Linked DNA regions of Homo sapiens: regions 1, 2 and 3 are each linked to region 4. A link is a loop called in an ENCODE intact Hi-C map of the cell type or tissue named here. Cell type or tissue: CD4-positive, alpha-beta T cell. All regions are shown on one strand. Region 1 has its middle 22 kb from the start of MIR4686. Region 2 overlaps TRPM5 (transient receptor potential cation channel subfamily M member 5). Region 3 holds the start of KCNQ1OT1 (KCNQ1 opposite strand/antisense transcript 1). Region 4 overlaps SLC67A1-AS (SLC67A1 antisense RNA).

What was found. A loop is a pair of places that touch in the nucleus more often than their neighbours do. Peaks named below come from ENCODE experiments on the same cell type or tissue, not always from the same donor. Only the 100,000 strongest peaks of a DNase experiment are listed, where the experiment ranks them.
Region 1: it touches region 4 in a loop (2.4-fold over the local background); 19 of 110 quality-filtered maps call a loop at or near these places.
Region 2: a loop joins it to region 4, with 11 times the contacts of the local background. A loop is called at or near these places in 94 of 110 quality-filtered maps.
Region 3: it touches region 4 in a loop (2.7-fold over the local background); 78 of 110 quality-filtered maps call a loop at or near these places.

Annotation. Positions count from the first base shown.
Region 1 is chr11:2,192,290-2,197,289 of GRCh38, forward strand. No RefSeq gene overlaps it. Among named protein-coding and RNA genes, the nearest start is that of MIR4686, 22 kb to the left of the region's middle. In CD4-positive, alpha-beta T cell, CTCF peaks have their summits at 2,788 (motif pointing left) and 2,991; a DNase peak (open chromatin) is centred at 2,812.
Region 2 is chr11:2,425,772-2,430,771 of GRCh38, forward strand. TRPM5 (transient receptor potential cation channel subfamily M member 5) reads right to left here. Exons shown (of 29, transcript NM_014555.4): 4 at 1,754-1,982. Among named protein-coding and RNA genes, the nearest start is that of TRPM5, 16 kb to the right of the region's middle. RefSeq lists a silencer at 2,428-2,722. In CD4-positive, alpha-beta T cell, CTCF peaks have their summits at 2,603 (motif pointing right) and 2,805; DNase peaks (open chromatin) are centred at 1,493 and 2,620.
Region 3 is chr11:2,697,704-2,702,703 of GRCh38, forward strand. All of the region lies in intron 11 of KCNQ1 (potassium voltage-gated channel subfamily Q member 1), which reads left to right. It overlaps KCNQ1OT1 (KCNQ1 opposite strand/antisense transcript 1), which reads right to left and starts at 2,291. Exons shown (of 1, transcript NR_002728.4): 1 at 1-2,291. RefSeq lists silencers at 2,425-2,694, 2,705-2,774 and an enhancer at 2,492-3,731. In CD4-positive, alpha-beta T cell, no CTCF peak of the experiment used is centred here; DNase peaks (open chromatin) are centred at 2,418 and 3,088; H3K4me3 peaks cover 2,055 bases.
Region 4 is chr11:2,889,174-2,894,173 of GRCh38, forward strand. All of the region lies in intron 2 of SLC67A1-AS (SLC67A1 antisense RNA), which reads right to left. Among named protein-coding and RNA genes, the nearest start is that of CDKN1C, 5.9 kb to the left of the region's middle. RefSeq lists an enhancer at 2,662-3,461. In CD4-positive, alpha-beta T cell, a CTCF peak has its summit at 3,101 (motif pointing left); DNase peaks (open chromatin) are centred at 1,661, 3,068, 3,358 and 3,838; H3K4me3 peaks cover 1,405 bases; H3K27ac peaks cover 2,134 bases.

The sequences.
Region 1 (5,000 bases), 700 kb before region 4:
CCCTCCTGGGTCACCCCCTCCAGGCTGAGACCCGAGGGGGTCTCAGTTCACTGTGACCTCGGCAGCGAGAGGTCCCCAGCCATAGGCCCTGTGGTCCAGCCAGGGCTCCCGACCTCCCAGCTCCCCGCCCCCCCATATTCCACACCCAAAGGAGGTGATTTTTCTCTCAGAAAGCGGGGGCTTGTTGGCTTAACCTGGGACACTCCTGGCCCGGCAGTCAATAGAGCAGCTGTCTCCAGGCTGGCCGAGGGCATGCCCGTGGGCAGGGGTCCATGTCGTGAGCTACCAGGGTGCCCCCCATGGTTGGGTGCTCTCCCCACAGCACAAAAACTCGGCTCCAAGGAGGATCAGCCATTCCCGGAGGGAGTGGAGGCTCAGGGACCCCCCACCAAGGGCCTGGTCTGGGGCAGCTGGGACTGAGCAGTCTTCTTCAGGGGAGCAGCCTTGGGAACCCCAGAAGGCAGAGCCCGGTGTCTTGAGCTGACTCTGCAGGGGGGTGCACAGCGGCCGACCACTGCATGTGGGCCCCCCTCCCTCCCTTTCTCCCCTGTTTCCAGGGGTAAGGCTGGCTACAGCCCTGCCCACTGAGGGGCCAGTGTTGTCCTGGGCATCAGGCACTGGTGCAGGGTCTGACAGTGTCTAGGTAAACAGGAGAGAGGCTGCCTGGGGGCAGCTCAGAGGCCAGAACAGGGTTGGCCCTGGGGAGGTTGCTGTGTAAAAACGAGGCCCAGCTTGGTGGCGCATGCCTGTAATCCCGGCCACTCAGGAGGCTGAGGCAGGAGAATAGCTTGAACCAGGGAGTCAGAGTTTGCAGTGAGCCGAGATTGTGCCACCGCACTCCAGCCTGGGCCACAGAGTGAGACTCCGTCTCCTCAAAAAAAAGAGGAGGCCCAGGCTCGAGGCCTCATTTGGCCACTCTCCGGTGGGCCTCAGTGTCCCCACCTGGGTGGCATGTGTCCTTATACCAACCCCGTGGGCTACGGTGGGAATCAGCGGAGTGACAGGGTGCAATGATGGCTCAGGCAGATACAGTGGCGTCACAGGGCCTGGTGGGTGCACCAGCCCCAGACGGTCCTGCTGGCTGTGGCACAAGATGTTCTCTCCCAGGATGTGCATCCTGACCTTGCCTGCGGGCACCGCTGAGCTGCTCTGCTCTGCGACACAGTGGCCCTGGTCTGTGTCACTGTGACAGGTGACACCATTGCTCCGCTCCACTGGGAGGTAGGCAGAGGCTCCAGGCAGGGGCAGGGTGTGCCGTGTGCTGTCCTCAGCAGCGGGGAGACCGAGGAAGGCACAGCTCTGTCAGGATGCGGGCTGGGGGTCAATTAAGGAGAGACCGTCCATGAGGGCAGCAGGGGCCCAAGTGGACACAGGGAGGGGAAAAGCAGGGGCAGGAATGGAGGCACCATCGGGCCGGCCTGGAGCAGGGAGTACAGGGTGGAGCACGGGGCGGGAGCTCGGCACAGTGCCCAGCAGGGGCCCAGCCCCACCCTTGTTCTTGGAAGGGCCTCAGCTACAGGCCTGCAGGGAAGCTCCTGTTTACTGTCCGGTCCACCCTCGCTGGGGGCTGCTATGAACCCCATGGAGGGCAGGCCCCTGGGAATCCACCCACAGGGACACCCCACCTGAAACCCCATACTCGAGGCCTAGCCCTCTGTACCCTCGGCCCCACGTTCTTCTCCCTCAAGACCCCAGACTCCAAACCCGGGGGGTGGGGAGCTGGGGCCTGTGCCCGGGGACTTATCAGAGTAGTGCTGGTGTTGAAACAGCTGCGATTTGTGCGCACACATGGGAGAGTCAGAGCGTGTGAGCCCGGCCCTGTGTGCACACACATGTGAGAGTCAGAGTGTGTGAGCCCGGCCCTGTGTGCACACATGTGAGAGTCAGAGTGTGTGAACCTGGCCCTGTGTGCACACATGTGAGAGTCAGAGTGTGTGAGCCCGGCCCTGTGTGCACACATGTGAGAGTCAGAGTGTGTGAGCCCGGCCCTGTGTGCACACATGTGAGAGTCAGAGTGTGTGAGCCCGGCCCTGTGTGCACACATGTGAGAGTCAGAGTGTGTGAACCTGGCCCTGTGTGCACCCGTGTGTGCATGCCGAGGGTCAATGGAAGACCAGGCCACCTGTGAAGGCCAGCTTAGCCTGCTGAGAGCGGTGATGGTGGCTGCAAGCGGGGACAGGGAGGGAGGGGACAGCAGATGGGGAGGCGTTGGGTCCTGGTCCTGCCGCCCAGCTGGATCTGGGACCTGCCTGCAGGGACAGGGACAAACCTGAGCAGGCTGTGCGCCCTTCCTGGGCACAAGGGTCTCCATGGTGTGCACGGGTGCTTCTGCAGGGCATGGACGTGAGTTTGCTGCAGATGGGCTGAGTGTGTGTGCGTTTGTATGTGACTGCGTGCATCTGTGGGCTGAGAAGTTGCAAGTATGTTTCTCCCTGGATCATGTTGATCTGGGATATGGATGGGGTGGGGTCCTGGGTCCTGCAGCTTCCCTGGCCCCTGCACCCTGAGCTCACCCCAGGGACCCTCCAGCATGCTTGCTCCCAGGGGCTCCGGCGCCTGCCCCACTCCCACTTGTCCACACCCTCTAGCTCCGTGGATGGGGATGGCTGCAGCCACACTCAAGCCCATGCCCCAGCTAAGCTCCGCTGGCCACCGCTCCTCTTCTCTGCAGCTGTCATCCTCTCTCTTGCTGCCTGGGGTGCACACTTCTTGGTGGGTGGCAGGTGGCAGGCATGCTGGGCCATCTCTGTCCTTGCAGACTGAGGCCCAGCCCCTTCCCTGGTGTTCCCTGAGGCTGGCACCCCCTTGCGGCCATCTGCGGCATAACCTCGCTCCCGGCCGCCTGTGCCGGAAAGAGGCTGGGGGTCCACAAAGCCCCCTCCCTGCCCGGGGAGGGGCCTGGCAGGCAAACCTGACAGGGCAGTCTGTGGGGACATTTGTGGGCACCTCAGGGGCCCCCGGGCCAGCTGGCATCGGGTGCACTGAAGGTGGGTGCCCATGGGCCCCAATTTCCCAGATGCCTCTGGGCTCCCCAAGTCCCTGACATGGTCAGTCAGGGGTAGAATTTTCTAGGGACACTTCCACACAGCTCCCAGACACCCAGGTAGGAGCAGGGGGCTTCTCGAAAGGTCTCTGGAGGCCTGAGAGGACCTCTGCCCCTCACTGACTCCCACCAAGGGCTCTTTCCTCCCTTCTGAATTGGCCAGCCCACCCTTAGCAAACCGGCCATGCAGTGAGCACTCATGCAGTCAGGCCCTGGCTTGTTCTGGGGGGCCACGCGGCTCCAAGTTCAGACCCCAGCCCTGAGCAAGGCTGCTCCCCGCTTCCCGCCCCCGGGGAGGGTTGCGCTGAGGTATTCGCAATGGGGCACCCCCCAGCTTTGCAGGGCACTGGTGGCCTCGCAAATTTGTGCAGCACCACGACGCCCTGGGGCTGTATTTCCATCACCCCCATTCCACAGGTGGGAAAACGGAAGCCTGTGGACAGTGAGTGGCAGCGGGGCCCAGGCCTTCAGACTAGGGGAGCCAGGCTGCTTCCACCTCCTTGAGGAAGAGGCATCTTGGGAGGAGGGCGTCCTGGCCTGCCAAGATGGGGGGCCGGTGCCCACCCCTGCCTGTGAGTCAGGGCATCAGATCTCGTGGGCACCACTCACAGGGGCAGATGTGGCAGGGGTCAGCTTGGGCCTGGGCTGGATCTGGGGTCTTGGCATCAGGGGGCTGAATCTGGCCTGGTAGAGGGTGGGCCGTCCCTGGGCTGTGCTGTGGCCCAGCTGGCTCTGGGCTCCAGCCACCGCCATGCTCACTATTATCCTCGAGAAACCGGTGGGCCCAGGAACACTGGGGGGAGGTGAAGACCTGGGTTCTGGACCACACAGGTCATGGGGGTCTCCATCTGTAGCAGGGAGAGGGGTAGAGGGTTTGAGGTGAACAGAAGGATGGGTGTGTGGCCTCATCAGTCTCTGTTTCTCTGTTTGCCTCTGTCTCTACCTGCCTCTCTCCCCATCTCTGTCTATCTCTATCTGTGTCTCTGTCTGTCTGTCTCCATCTCTATCTGTCTCTTCCCCATCTGTCTCTATCTTTGCGTCTCTATTTCTCTGCTTCTGTCTCTGTCTCTGTTTCTCTTCCCATCTCTGTCTCTCTCTAATTCTGTCTTTGTATCTCCATCTCTTTCTCCATTTCTGCATCTCTGTCTCCCCATCTGTGTCTCCCTGTCTCTGCGTCTCTGTTCCCCCGTCTCTCTGTTTCTGTCTGTCTATCTCCCCGTGTCTGTGTCCCTGTCTCTGCATCTCCGTCTGCTTGTCTCTGTCTTCATCTCTGTGCCTCTGTCTCCCCGTCTCCTTCCCTCTGTCTCCCTGTCTCTCTGTCTTTGTCTCCCTGTGTCTCTGTCTCCCCGTCTCTGTCTCCATCTCTGCATCTCTGTCTCCCCGCCTCCATCTCTCTTCTGTCTCCCTGCGTCTCTGTCTCCTCATCTCTGTCTTCGTCTCCGCGTCTCTGTCTCCCCGTCTCCATCCCTCTGTCTCTCTGTGTCTCTGTCTCCCTGTCTCTCTGTTTCTGTCTCTCTGTCTCCATCTCTGTGTCTCTGTCTCCCCGCCTCCATCTCTCTTCTGTCTCTCTGCATCTCTGTCTCCCCATCTCTGTGTCCTTGTCTCTGTGTCTCTGTCTCCTCATCTCTGTCTTCATCTCTATGTCTCTGTCTCCCCTTCTCCATCTCTCTGTCTCTCTGTGTCTCTGTCTCCCTGTCTTTGTCTCTCTGTGTCTCTGTCTCCCTGTCTCTGTCTCCATCTCTGCATCTCTGTCTCCCCACCTCCATCTCTCTTCTGTCTCTCTGCATCTCTGTCTCCCCATCTCTGTGTCCCTGTCTCTGCGCCTCTGTCTCCTCATCTCTGTCTCTCTGTGTCTCTGTCTCCCTGTCTCTCTGTCTCTGTCTCTCTGCGTCTCTGTCTCCCCGCCTCCATCTCTCTGCATCTCTGTCTCCCTGTCTCTGTGTCCCCGTCCCCGTGT
Region 2 (5,000 bases), 460 kb before region 4:
CACAGGGTGTAGGGGGCTTGGGGTTTGGCCATGACCCTCAGCCTGGGGGACGGGACTGGGCTGGACAACACTGTTATCCTCGCCTTCCCCATGACTCTTAGGCCATAGATGGGGGACTCCTTCTTCTCTTCCCTTCGTCCCTGGTGGGGAAGCTAATGGAGGGCCTGGGCCTTGGGAGGGGTCCTACAGGGCTCCCTGGCCCTTGAATTGCTTTCCAGTGAGCCTCAGCTTTGCCTCTTGGAAGTTCTGGGATAGGACATCCGGGAGTACCCTTCAGCCTGGAGCTCGGCAGTGCCTCCCTGACTCTATGCAAGACCCCCGGGACGACCAGCAGCCATCAGAGGTGGAAGCAGCCACAACCAAAGCTCTGGCCCTTCCCAGGGCCCACAGCACCTCCTTCCTCCCGAGGACGGGACAGAGCTGGGCACCCAGCAGCTGAGGTCAGGGAAGCCGAGTAGCAGCGTGGGGCAGCCTCACCTTCCTGGTGGCCGCAACCACCCCTTGCCCCATGCCCAGGCTCGGTGCCCCCCGCCCCCGCCGGCCAGCCCAGGGACTAAGGAGGCATTTGGCCAGGTGCTAGGCACCAGGCAAATGGGCCCAGAGGGAGGTGATGCAAACAGCTGGGATTTGCATGAGCAGGTGCCCAGGTCTTCTGCACCCCTCCCTGTGCATCCCAGGGTGGGGCAGGGAGCCCGGGACAGCCAGGGGCCATCGTGACCCCTGGCCAGAAGTCCACCCCAGAACTCCCAAGAGGCAAAACTGAGGCAGCCCCCCAGACGGTGAAGGCGCTGGGGCTCCCAGGGCAGCGGGGCACCTGTAGCCGCAGCCAAGAGCCAAATGTGGCTTCCTGGGCTCCCCAAGACCAGCTCAGGGCAGAGCTGGATGACCAGGCCCTGGGGTCCCAGCCCCGCTCATCCCCACCAGGCTGTGTAACTTTGGGCAGGTCCCTCAGCCTCCCTGGGCCTGCCTCATTTGTGAGATTTGGGGGAACGGCCAGTCACAAGGGGAGGGTGCCAGAAAGGTCCCTGCGTGCAGCAGGCTGGAAGTCAGCTGTGTGTCCTTGTGTCCTCCCTATGAGGATGCCCCATCTCCCTGGGCTGCAGTGGAGGACACGGCTCAGGGAAGTGGTGGCAAGAGGACACAGTAGTGACCTGGTGACCCCAGACCCCTCCCACTGCCCCACTCCCTTCGCCCTCAGCTTCTGAGCCGCACCTGCCTTTGCAGGCTGCTGGCCAGACACTGCCCCTGAAGTCTCAGATCCAGAGCCCGTGGGGCTGGCCCTCCTGCCCAGACCCTCTTCCAGCACTGGGCAGCCCCTTCCAGAATGCCCCACCTCACCCCAGTGGGGCCGGCCCTTCACAGCCCAGGGAAGCGGGGATCCTCCCTGCTAAAGATAAGGAAACTGAGGCAAGAGGCAGGGGTGTGGCCAAAGCCGCACTGTCCTGGTCCCCACTCCTCTCATGCCCACCTGCCCTTCCCACCTGGGAGGAGGAGGTACAATCCTGCTCCTTCTCCCCACCTGGGCTGTCAGCGGTGTGAGGGTCCCTACCTGTCTGCCTTCTCCCCAGCACCCTGACACGCGGCTGCTGGCCAAGGCGCGGGTGGAGCCGTCTGCCTACCTTGCAGGGTGTGCCTGTGGGCCCAACTCTCAAGCCTCTCCTCCTCCTCTTCCCCGCCCACAACTCCTGGCACCTGGGCAGCCAATGCCAGCCCTAGGGAGCTGGCCATGAACCAACACAGGGCACCACCTCACCTGCTCCACACGGCCGAGCCCACAGGCCTGCTGTCTCCAAAGCCACCCAGACACCAAGGGCTGGCCGTCCTCAGGTGTGATTGGCACCAAGGCCCTGGGGGCATGTCCGATTTGACTGGGAGAGGAGACCCTGTGTGGACGTGGCTTCTAGGCCACTTAGATTGCTGTCGTTGCCTCCTTTGGCGATGTCTGGCGGGGTGGCCCGGGACCGATGCAGCTGAAATCCACCCTGAAATGTGATGGGACAGGGCTCTTCACCTCAGTTTCCACAGTAAGTAGGAACAGGAGCTGCCTCAAGAGCACACGTCTCATGCCGGGGTGCTGGGCCCAGCTGTCCTGTGGAGGACAGGGAGGCAGAGGGACTGTCTCCTCCCTGCTGTGGCCCTGCGAGGCCGTGGGGCATCGGCCCCCATGGTGTCTCATCTGTGCTGGAAAGGCTGCACAGCCGTGGGCCAGCTGTGAGTGATGTCCATTCACCGGTCAGCACCAGGGATGCTCTGTGAGGACTGTCCCTGCATCCGGAGTCAGGACAGGGTGCCAGTGGGACAGAGTGTGCCTCTGGAATCCCGCAGTCCTGGGATTGGATCCTGCATAGCTGTTGAGCTACTTAGCCACTTGGGCCTCAGTACCTTGGAGTGTCAAACAGGGACTCTAATAGCCTGGCTTCTGGGAGGTTGCAGGTAACACATGAGGAGAACAGAGCCTGGGGGATACCTCTGTGTGCCCCTTCCCAAAGAGACTCCAAGGACCCCCTGTTCGGGGCCCCTCAAACCATAAACTCCAGGAATGGTGGGGGACAGTATCTGGGACTTGCTCTCTGGGACCCTGGTGGCCTCTCTAGTCTGGCCTGTCAGCCACCAGAGGGCGCTAAAGGACCATGGGCAGAGTCTGAGGCAGTGGTGGTAACGGGTGAAGGTGATGGTGGTGGTGGTGATGATGGTGGCAGTAGTGGTGGTGGTGGTGATGATGATATTGATGGTCATGATGGTGGTGGTGACAATGATCATGGGGACCGTGCTGATGGCGGTGTTTGTGATGATGGTGGCGGTGGTGGTGATGGTGGTGGGCATGAGGGTAGTTGGGGTGGTGATGGCATTACCGTTGATGAGGGTGGTGATGATAGTGATGGTGATGGTGGTGGGAATGATGACGAAGATGATGATGATAGTGGTGCAAATGGCAGTGGTGGTGGTAGTGACTGTGGTGTTGTTGATGGTATTAGTGCTGATAAAGGTGGTGATGATGATGATGGTGGTGGGTGACGAAGGTGGTGGTGGTGATGATTGTGGTGGGGATAATGGTGGTGATGGTGGTTATTGCAGTGGTAGTGTTGATCATGGTGGTGGTAGTGATGGTGGTCATGATGTTGGTGGTGTTGGTGTTGGTATTGGTGTTGGTGATGGTGATGGTGGTGGTAATAATCATGGGATGATGATAGTAGTCATGGTGGTAGTGACAATGGTGACAGTGGAGGGGATGGTGGTGGTGATAATGATTGTGGTGGTGATGGTGATAGTGTTGGTACTGGTGGTGGTGATGATGGTTGTGGTGGTGGTGATGATAGTGGAGGTGGTAGTAATGATGATGGTGGTGGTAGCTGGTAGTGGTGGCAGTGGTGGTGATGGTGATGATTGTGGTGATGGTGATGGGGTAGTGGTGGTTATGGTGGTGTTGGTTGTTATGGTGGTAGTGATGATCATGGTGGTGGTGACTATAGTCACTGGTGATGCTGGTGTTCATGGTGATGGTGATGATGATAGTGGTGGTGGTTGTGGCAGTGCTGCTGCTGATGGTGGTGGTGATGATGAGGGTGATGATGACAATGAGTATGATGATGGTGGTGGTGATGATCGTGGTTGTGGTGTGTTGATGGTGGTGTTTATTGTGGCGGTGATGATGATAGTGTTAATAATTGTGGTGATGTTGGTGATGGTGGTGATGGAGACGATGATGGTGATGATTGTACTGGTGGTGTTGGTGATGGTGTGGTACGATGGTGGTGCTGATGGTCATGATGGTGGTGGGGGTGATAATGATCCTGGTGGTGGCCATGGTGGTGTTTTTGATAACGTGATAATGTTGGAGATGGTGGTGATTGTGGTGGTGATAATGGTGGTCATGGTGATGGTGATATCAGTGTGGGTGATGTAGTGGTGGGGATGGTTCAGATGTTGGTGATGGTGGTGGTGATGGCAGTGATAGTTAGGATGATGGTGATGATGATGATGGCATGGGTGCTTGATATGGTTTGGCTCTGTGTTCCCTTCCAAGTTGTAATCACCATAATCCCCATGTGTCAAAGGCGGGACCAGGTGGAGGTAATCGGATCATGGGGGTGGTTTCCTCCATGCTGTTCTCATGATAGTGAGTGAGTTCTCATGAGATCTGATGGTTTTATAAGCATCTGGCATTTCCCCTCACTCCATCCTGCTGCCCTGTGAAGAAGGTGCCTCTAAGTCTATGGAGTTGGGGGGCACAGTCCTTCATCTATCCTGGTCCTTCCCTCCACCTCTGTCTCCTGGACACCCAAAAAAACTGCAGAAGTTCTTCCCCAGCCAACTCTGGTTCAGTGCCAGGTCATGTTCCTCCCCGCCTACAACCTTCCATGGCTCCCTATTACCCTGACAATAAAACCCAAAGAAGCCTTGGAGCCTTGGCTTCTGGTGATCTGCTAGGATCACTTTTCCTTGGAACTCCTGCTGGCTCCCTCTTGCCACTCAGATACTGGCAGAACCTGGAGTGGGTGCTGGCTTGCACTCACTCCATCCTGCTGCCCTGTGAAGAAGGTGACTTGCTTCCCCTTCATCTCCGTCATGATTGTAAGTTTGCTGAGGCCACCCCAGCCATACTGAACTGTGAGTCAACTCAACCTCTTTCCTCGGTAAATTACTCAGTCTCAGGCAGTTCTAATACAGTGGTGATACTAGTGGTGGTGGTGGTGGTGGTGGTGGCTGGTTGTGGTAATTACAGTGGTAGTGGTGATGGTGGTAGTAATGATGATGATAGTGCTGGTGGTGATGTTGGTGGCAGCGGTGAGGGTGGTGGCGGTGATGGTGACGGTGTTGATGGTGGTGGTGGTTTTGGTGGTGGTGATGTTGGTGGCAGTGATGAGGGTGGTGGCAGTGATGGTGACAGTGTTGATGGTGGTGGTGGTTTTGGTGGTGGTGATGGAGGCGGTGTTGGTGTTGGTGGTGGTTTTGGTGGCGGTGATGGTGATGGTGTTGGTGGTGGTGGTTTTGGTGGTGGT
Region 3 (5,000 bases), 190 kb before region 4:
TTCCTAAGAGCAATCCCACTTGTTTAAGAATTGTTGTTTAATACATATTATTGGATTCAGTTAGCTAGCATTGTACAAGGAACTTCTGCATCTACATTCATAAGGGAAATTCTTTATAGTTTTCTTGTGCTTTCTATCTGAATTTGGACATGCTCTGATTCGCAATTTTAAAAAATCCCTCTAGCTGGAGCATAAATCCTGAAACAGACCCACTTTTCTCCTCAGCATGTTAGGAAACACATTAAAATACACCCATAATCAAGCAACTCAATCCTTAAATTTTTCTCCTACTGAGTATCTGGAAAACAGGTGCAGAAATGGATCATTTGAGACACCATAGAAATCTGGTTAATCCTGCCTGCCTGCTTTCCTTCAAGTACTGACTGAGTAAGGCTGTGTATCAGGCTCTTGGCTGGGTACAGAGCAGGCAGCAGAAAACAAAACAGAGTTCCTCGTTGGGAGCTTTTGGTCTAGCAAAAGGGGCACCACAGTAAAGAAAGAACTGGTAAATGCACATCAAATGTGGATATTATCAGGAAAGTTTTTATACTTTGTGATAATCTAAGACAGAACTATTCTACCTGGATGAATTATTCTCTTTCATAACCAGAACAGTGCTGTGGGAAGGCACTCTTACTCTCAATTTTATATAAAAGGCTATTTGACCTGCTCAGGGACCACAGTGGGGTACTGGGATCTGAACATAGTGGTGGCCCTTCAAGCCTACTACCCAGACTGAGACCTGCATCTGATCAACTCTCATCTCCAATATGACCAAGAGACTTCTACCACTACCTCTCACCTGGCAGGTGATCACCACCCCCAACTCAGACTGCAACCTTTACTTCGCCCCCTAATTCCTGACTCAGAATCCCCACCTAGAGGCAGAACTTCGACTTCAATTCCTGACTCCCATACCCCACTGAGACCTCTAACCCCAATCCCAATCTCTTAACTCAGAGCCCCCCATTCAGAACCTCTACCCAAAGACAGACTCCAGACCCTGACTCCAGTCGCCAACTCGGACCTCCCTTGGATCTCAACTCAGAGCCATGATGCAGACTCCAGACCGGGATTCAGGTCCCCAACTCAGACTCCCGATCCTCTGTCCCTAATGAGGCCCTACCTAAAACCACCATGCGGACTCCAGACCCGGACTGACTGGGACCCCAACTACTCAGATCCCAACTCAGGCAAACTCCCAGCCAGGATGTGGACCCTAGACCCGAATTCTGATCCCAACTAGGATACCTAACTCAGAACCACAACGGGGATTCCCACCTCCGATCCTAATTCGGGCCCTGACTCAGAACCACTAAGTGGATTTCCGACTCCGGTCCCAATTCGGGCTTTGACTCAAAACCACAACATGGATTCCCAACTTCCATCCCAATAGCGCGGACTCAGAACCACGATGCGGATTCCAGACTCCAATCCCAATTCAGCCCACTCTGAACCACCATGAGAACTATAGACCCGGAATCCGATCCTTGGGACGCGGCCAGGAACTCGGACCTCGACCCTGGCCACGCTGTCCATAAGGTGCAGATGGGAGCGCACTGCCCAGGCCAGGCTGCACTGCTGACGCCTGTGATCTGGGACGGCCGCGGGGCACACAGCTCACCTCAGCAACGCCAGTGATCACCCGTCCCGCGCCGTCCGCCCAGGTCCGTGCTGACCGTGTTCAAACCCTCCCAGAGAGATGGGGAGGGCCGCGCTGAGGAGAGTCTGGGAGAACCGCACTGAGGAGCCGCCGGGAGAGTGCCGCGCTGAGGAGCCCCCGGGGAGAGTGCCGCGCTGAGGAGCCCCCAGGAGAGTGCCGCGCTGAGGAGGCCCAGGGAGGACCGCGCGGAGGAGAACCATGCTGAGGAGCCCCCGGGGAGAACAGAACCGCGGCGAGAGGCCCCCGGAGAGAACCGCGCCGAAGAACCCCCGGGGACAACCGCGCCGAAGAACCCCCGGGGAGAACCGCGCCGAAAAGCCCCGGGTGCCCCGAGGAGAACGGCGCCGAGGAGTCCCCGGGGAGAACTGCGCCGAGGAGCCCCCAGAAGAGCGCCGCGCTGAGGAGCCCCGAGGAGAACCGCGCCGAGGGGCGCGCCGGGGAGAACCACGATGACTGACGCACCGAGGAGGACCGCGCTGAGGGGCGCACCGGGAGAATCGTGCTGAGGAGCCCCGGGGAGGACCACGCTGAGAGGCACCCCGGCAGAATCGCGCTGAGGGGCGCCCTGGCAGGATCTTGCTGAGGAGCTCCCTGGAGGTCCGTGCTGAGGCGACGCGGCGACCGTTCTGCCTGGAGACTGCGGCAGCGCTCCGACTGCCCCCGCCGCTGCCGACGTGGCGACCGCCCCCCACCTGCTGATTGGGCGGCAGCAGGGGAAGGCTTGCGGCGGGCTGCTGCACGGATTGGCTGGGTGCGGAAAGTGATGTGCCGTGTCCTGTCATTGGCCGAAAGAGTCTCGTTTTGATGCCACCCGGGCTCAGATTGGCCCAGCGGGTCCAGCGCCGCATGAGGCACTGGCTGGGTGTGAGGTGGCGCGAGCCGCCGCCCTCCCTGCCCCCACCCGTCGTCCCTGAGCACCACCGGGGGCCGGGGCCAGCGCCAGCCTCAGCGTTGGCATCGCCGGGGTGAGCTGGAGACACGGGCCAGTTCTCTGCGTGATGTGTTCACCACCCCGGGGTGACCGCGTGAGGACAGCGGCCGCACCCCGACACTGCTGTGGGCCCTCGGTGTGGAGGCCTGTGGGCGTCCAGGCCACGCCCGAGACCAGCCCCTCCGCCGGCGCCGCTGCAGCGACCCTCGAACCCGGGCAAGGTCTCCACCGCCGTGGCACCGGGTGCGGGAGGCGTTTTCCCCCCTCCCAGCGGGTCCATGCAGGGGATCGGGATGTTCTGAAGCCCCCACTGCTGTGCCTGGAACACCCGTGTCTGCCGCTCACCCCTGAGGACTTGGGACCTCAGGGGGTGAGTGGCAGGGGTGGCCGGGACATGCCAGGCCACCCACCTGGCAAAGGGCAGCGCCGAGGGCGCCCCGCGCCTGCCAGCGCCCGGCCGGGCCCGCCCTGCCCACCTCCCATCCCCCATCCGGGCGTGACACTTGACCGCGTCTGCCGGCCCCTCCCCTTGTCCGTCCCCTCCGCGCCGCTGGCGCGCGCCTTCTGAATGCCAAGCATTGCCATAAACTCCGGGGACAAAAGCCTGGGTCACAAAAGCCCCCTCTAGAAGTTCACACCCTGAGGCTTCCCTGGCAAGGCTGGGGGCCGTTTGGCCCTTCCATGTGGACTGCAAAAACAGTGTTGGAATGCAGGACTCTGGGTATGTTCTCGAAAGTTGTTACAACCCCAACCCAGGGTTGACCTCAAACACAGGAGGAAGGGGGAGGCTGGAGCCAGCCAAGCGAGCCAGCCGTCCCCCCACCAAGGCACGCAAGGAGGCCATTCATCTTCACTGCCTCTGCCGAAAATATACGTCTACGGGAGAGCCAGGAATCTCTCTCCAAGGGTGACCGGGTTGGGGGTTTTGTTGTTCTTCAGCCCAGAAGAGAAAGAGAAAATGGTGTCATTTTTTCAGGCAGCAAGTGATTCCTTTCAGGCCTTCAGCAACGACGCCCAGATGAGTCCACTCCCTGCCTCCTGCTCAGCCCACAGGCAATCTGGGCACAAGTGACACATCCCCTGGGCGCCTGTCCCTTCGCACTGGCCCAGGGAGTTCATGTGTCTGATCAGAGGGCGCAGTCCACCCTCACTATCTAGCTGGGAAGTTTTTGTCATCTGCCTGTCCGAGAGGCAGCTGTGCAACCAGTGCCATCACTCAGAGCCAGTGCTCAGGTGCACCCCAGACTCAGGGTTTCACGCTATAATGTCACTGTCTTGAAATTCTTGATAGTTACTATCTTTGAACTTGTGTTTTAGAAGTGAAGTCTGAGGGGAAAATGGAGCTTGGAACTTCAGCTCCCAAGTGGCTTTCCCACCTTCCTGCCTCCTCAGGACAGATTATCAGCTGCCTGTCTGCCTGCTTCCTCTGTGCCCAGCCTCTCTCTTGACATCCAAAGGATCACAACTCCCACTCAGTGACCACTATTATTCTCTGCCCCTGACCAAAAAGAGCAGGGCAGGGCTGGAGTCCTGACCCTGGCCTGGACTCTGCAATGCAGAGATACCTGCAAGTCTCATTTCCCCGCCTGTAGGATGGAGGTGATGCTGACAGCCTCTTGGAGCCATTGAGATAGGAAACGAGAGAGATTATGTGAGAAGACAGGGTCAGGAATGTTGAGTTGAGGGTGGCCTCAGGCCCCTGTCCTGCTCCTTTTTGCTGCTTGGGGTGCAGCTCAATTCCAGCCTCACTGTGGCCCCCAGGCCTCCTCTGGCCTTCCTCAGCCTTCCTCAGGAGGCCAGAATCCTCCCCTGATCACCCTCCCTGCATGTCCATTTCTACCTCCCCAGGAGGTCAGGGGAGCAGGATCCCAGGTCTTCAGAGTCATTTCACAGATTTCACCAGAATAAAAGTCCCACTCATGTGGGGTTTACATTCTGGTGGGAAAGACAGATTTTCGAAACGTGGCCATTTTTCTTTGGGCCTTTGTTAGCTGCATCAGATGGAGGAGGTAGCCTGGTGGACTCCTTCAGTCCTCGCTCTTGGACACAGAGCTGTCTCCCAGCCTTTGTTGTTGTGTTCTCCAAGGATGTCGAACACAGGCTGAAAAGCTCCCTAAATCAATTTCACTTAAAATGGTGTCCACCCTCCTACTAAAGAGTGACAAAGGGTGTTGGTTAGGATTTTTATCTTGAAAACTGATTTGTAAAGTCATGAAAATTGAGCTTATTTGGTCTTACACTTAACAAAACTGTGGGTTCTAATTGTGGGCCTGGATGGGGACATATCTTACAAGTAGTTGATTCATTTATATAGATTTTCATGTTCTGGGCTTGCCTCCACCCTCTACCTAACCCTGGAACCTCAGACCCCAAGCTCCTGGGCACTTGGATTTTTCCCTGACAAAT
Region 4 (5,000 bases):
GCCCTCACTGCTGTGCGTTCCTTCTAGGAAAGACCCAGAAGCCAGAGAAGCCTAGGTCCCAATCCTGGTGGATCTTCGTGCTGGAATCGTTAAGCCAGCTGTTTCCCAGGGGCCACCCATGGGCCAGTCCTCACCACAACCTCATGGGTGGTCGGTCAATGTCGTAGGCCCGCTTTACAGCCGAGGAGACAGAGGCTTCCAGAGGCAAACACACTGGTCCATGAGTAGCAGAACGAGGGTAGGCCCAGGAAGCCATGTCCTTGGCCACATGTGCTTTCTGGCGGGTGACCTCCACTCCAGTGCCTCCCCGGCTGCCCGAGGCCTCCCCTTCCCGGGTGTGGCAGCTGTACAGCTGCCTTGTCGGCATGTTCATGGCCCCATCAGGAATGTGTGCCGCAGGTGGCTTCACAGGGCTAGGAATGCCCGTCCTAGGTTAGGCCCAATCCCTACCCAGAGCCCCAGGGAACCCAAATTCTGGGACACAGGACACCCGGCCAGTGGGCCAATGGCCCCTATCAGGGAGTGACCAAGGACAGGCCGGGAGCTCTTCTTTCCCCTCTGACCCATGGTGAAACCTGCCTCGGGCCTGTTCCCTGGGTTCTGAGGCCCTGAGCTATCTGTCTTCAAACAAACGAAGGCCTCAAAGAATGTTCCATTGAGCCATGGGCCCCATATCACCCATCAATCACAAAGGGCTGGGGATTGCAGGCACAGGGTCAAGGTGGGTAGGAGGTGAGGGCTGGACACCATCTGAATCTGTGCTGTTCCAGGGCCCACTAGAGAGTCTCCAGGTACCCGGAGCCTGCCCTCAGCAGTACCACCCTCCCACAGCACCCCAGGGACCCTGCAAGAGGTGTCTGTGCCCTTCCCGGCTGCCTCCCCAGCTGCTCCCCAGGTGGTGCCCTGTGGAGAGGACCAGAGGGATATTATAAACAATGACAACACTTGCTGCCTTCATCTTGTGCCTGCTCAGGGCCCTGCCCTAACCCAGGGCTGGGCTCGTTGCCTCATTTAATCCTTCCAAGACCCCTGAGAGGGAGGTGTGTTCGTGCCCATTTTGCAAGGGAGGGGACTCAGGCTCCCAGAGGTTAAGCCACCTGCCTGAGGTCACTGAGACTTGAGGTTGGCCCTGCCTTTCACCCAGCCTGAGCCCCTCCATAGGACTTCTGTGAGGGCACAAGAAAGCAGGAAAAGAAAGAAGTCAAGGGCCCTGGGAATCTCCCCTGACATCTCCCACCCCAAGCCCTAGAGCCAGGGCTGGGCATCTGTGCAGGGTACAACCCTGCCCAGGGATGCCTGACTCTGGAAAGGCCACCCCTTTGGCCTCAAACCACATCACCCAGCAGCAGGTCCTCAGACCAGCCCTGGACAGGAGCTTGACTGGCTGTGCCCCCAAAGGCCCCAGAGCTCCCTGCCCCCACTGAGCCTCCACCTTCCCATCCATAAGATGGGGTGGGGAGTCATCCAGCCCAGAGGCCCCAGGGGCATGGGGAGTGACAGATTAACCCAAGGCCCCCCCTCCCGCAACAGGCGGCTCAGCACACACTTGGCGGGGGGCCATGCTGGGCCAGGAGAGCTCCCCCGCACCAGTTCCCCGCGCGCAAGGCTCGCCCCGCCCCCCAGGACAGGCTGTTCTTGGGGCGGCTGCCAGGCACGTCCTCCGCAGGTGCCGGCCTCCCTGCGGTGACGTGGCCACATGCGGCACAAGCTCCGATTACAGGGACTGCCTTGTGCTGGGGGTTCCGGCCAGGGGTCCTCACTCCCCAGGAACCGATGGGCGGAGCTGGGCAGGCCCTGAGGAGAGGCCCAGTGGGAATAGGGAACAGTCACCCCTGCTCCAGAACGGGACCAGGGGCTGCTTCCCTTGGGGTCTGGAAGAGAGGGACCCCCTGGTCCCAGCCTGCCTGAGACTGCTGGTTTCGGCACTGAATGTTCCAGGAAACCGAGGGCCACTGGTCATCGTGGGCTTCACACGGCGCCTTTCTGGGCTAGGAAGGGGGCTCCCGGGCTAGGAAGCAGGTACCGAGGAGGGTCTCAAGGACATGTGGGGACCTATGTCAGACACCCCTGCAGCCAGCTCTGAGCCCACCAGGCCTTTCCTCCTCTCCCTGCCAATCCACAGGACACAGACACAGGGGTCCCAGGCCCAGTGGCTCACTTTATCAGGGAAACAGCAGGAAAAACAAATCTGGTGTGAGCAGATCTCCCTTCCCACCAAGCCCCCTGACTTCCTGCTGGAGCTCGGGGAGACCCCTGTGACCAGCATCTCCTGCCTACGGGGGGCGCCAGGGCCTCAAAGCCTCTCCAAGCCACTCCCTCCCACCCTGCTTTCCACACCCAAGCCACAGCGTTCAGAGAAGCTCAGGGCCTATTTGAAATGCCAGAGAGTGGGGATGCCTCCAGAGAGGTGGCATGAGGGCCCCCAGATGCACCCCACCACTCCCTCCTCCACTGCAGGAGGAGGGGCCTGCAGTTACTGAGGAAGCCTCACCCCTACTGGGCCCTCGGGGGTGAAGGGGCTTCCCAGGCCTTGAGGGAGACTGTATTTCAGATGTCAGTTAAAAGCGCCTGCTACATGGCGTGACCTCTCTGAATCCTATTACTTTCCTGTGCAGGAAACTGAGGCCCAGAGAGGTGGAGTGACCGGCCTAGGGTCCCCCAGCAAGTCAGAGACAGTGAAGCCACCTCCTGCCCTGGGCTGGGGTCCCGCCCCACTGACCTCCAGGGTCAGAGAAGGAGGGGAGCCCCCAACACTTAACTCCTTCCTTCTTTCCTTCATTCCTTCCTCCCTCCCATTCTCCACCTCCTCCTGGCTGAGCTTTGAAGCCAGGGCAGTTGGCCAGACCGAGCGCAGAGGCCAGGAGGTGACGGCAGGCTTGCCCTGGCGGCCTCCCAGGTTAACACACTCCCAGGTGGCTGCACCCCACAGGCGAGGGCTGCTCAGAGTAGATGCTCAACCAAGAGGTTGCCCGTGCCCCCTTCCCCAGCCGCAGGGGCAGCCAGAAGCCAAGCAGCCTCCCGCCCACTGGAGCCTGGAGCCTGAGGGCTGAAGCTGGGCGCCTGCTGCCCCCTGGCGTCCCGAAACGGCACAGCCACCAGGACCCCCACCCACCTCATTCATGCCTCACACCTGGGGGTGACTTGGGCCAGGGCCTTGCTCTCTGGCCCCGAGTCCCCTCAAGTGTAAGATGGGGGCTCTGCCCAGTGTGGCTGTCCGGGCTGCAGCGGGCAGGAGCGCATTTTTCACAAACCCCAACACCCCTCGGATCTGGGGGTGGGGCGGTGTCACTCGCACCTCAGTGGGAAACAGCACGTGGGCCTCGCCCGTCTCCAGGGGGTGGGGGAGGGGAGACAAAGAGCCCGCTCTGCGGAGAGGTGGGTACCCGCCCTGCCGCCCCTCCCCCATTTCCTCTCTGCTCCCCCTGCCCCTCCTCCCCTCCCTCCTCCTTCCTTCCCTCCTCATCCCCAGCTCCTCCTCTTCCTCTTCCTGCCCTATCCCCCCGCAGGCCCGGCCGGCAGCCCGGCGCCCTCTGCCTTCGTTCCCGCCATTGGCGCTGCTGCCCGGAGCCCCTAGGTGACAGCCAGCCCCGAGGCTGCAGCCTCTGTGTCGGGCCTGCACCTGCCCACCGCGTGGTCACTGCCTGGGCACGTATGGACACTCACACCCTTCAGTCCTGAGCACAACTGTGCCCTGGCTGCTTCGGAACAACAAGGAATCATAGTCCTGCTTCTGGCTGGGAGCTGGGGGCCAGCAATCAGGGCAGCTGGGGAAGTGGTTAGGGAGGTGGCGGCACACAGGCCGAGCTCAGAGAGTGAGCAGAGAATGGGCCCAGGGGAGGGCGCTGGAGAGGGCTGCAGGGCTTGGGGCTGCAGCTCAGGAGCTGGCTTCACCTTGGAGGCTATCAGACCTGCTCCTCAGCATTGGCCCAGCAAGGGGAACAGTATGGGGAACAGGGGACAGGCACTGCCTGGCCAGCAGCAAACAAGTAGGCTGTGGAGTTGGGCAGAGCATCTGCCTCTTACTAGCTGTGTGTCCTTGGGCAAGTTGCTTAACCTCTCTGTGCCTCTTCTTTCTCATCTGTAAAGCTTCTGATGAGGCTTAAAGGGCAAGTCAGTATGTGCCTGGCACAGCGGCCTTCCTCTTGAGGATGCCACTACCCTCACCATCATCAGCCTCTCCCTCCAACCTAGAGGGGCAGGCAGGGCAGAGAGCTGCCACTGGCCACCCCTCCAGCTGTGCTGTAATGAAAACTGGACATTCACTCTATACCCAGAGATGTGGGCTGGCGGGGAGGAAAGGCACCTACACCCCTGCCATGTAAACAGGCAGGCAGGGTGAAAGGGGTTTGGTTTGTTTGTTTGTTTTTTGAGATGGAGTCTCACCCTGTCGCCCAGGCTGGAGTGCAGTGGCACGATCTTGGCTCACTGCAACCTCCGCCTCCCAGGTTCAAGCAATTCTGCCTCAGCCTCCCAAGTAGCTGGGACTACAGGCGCCTGCCACCACACCTGGCTAATTTTTGTATTTTTAGTAGAGACGGGGTTTCACCATGTTGGCCAAGCTGGTCTCAAACTCCTGACCTCATGATCCACCTGCCTCAGCCTCCCAAAGTGCTGGGATTACAGGTATGAGCCACCGTGCCAAGCCTAGGATGAAATGTTATCTACATGATGAGCAGTTTGGGCAGTGAACCCCACCTTTGTCAGAGTTCAGGACAGTCCATGGGATACAGGTCACTCCGACTCTCATGCATCAGTCTTCACGCCAGCCCTGAGTGAGCACTGAGGCACACGTGCCTAGCACCCAGCAGTGGCCCCATCCCCTAGCTGCTGGTCAGTACCAGCTGCCACTGCAGCACACCCTTTCTGCCAGGCAGCCTCATGCCATGCACTTGATGTGCAAATGATCTTGTCTAATCTTCACAAGCATCCCGTGAGGCAGGGATTAACGTTGTCCCCATTTCACAGATGGGGAAACTGAGGCTCAAGAGTTCCAGACCCAG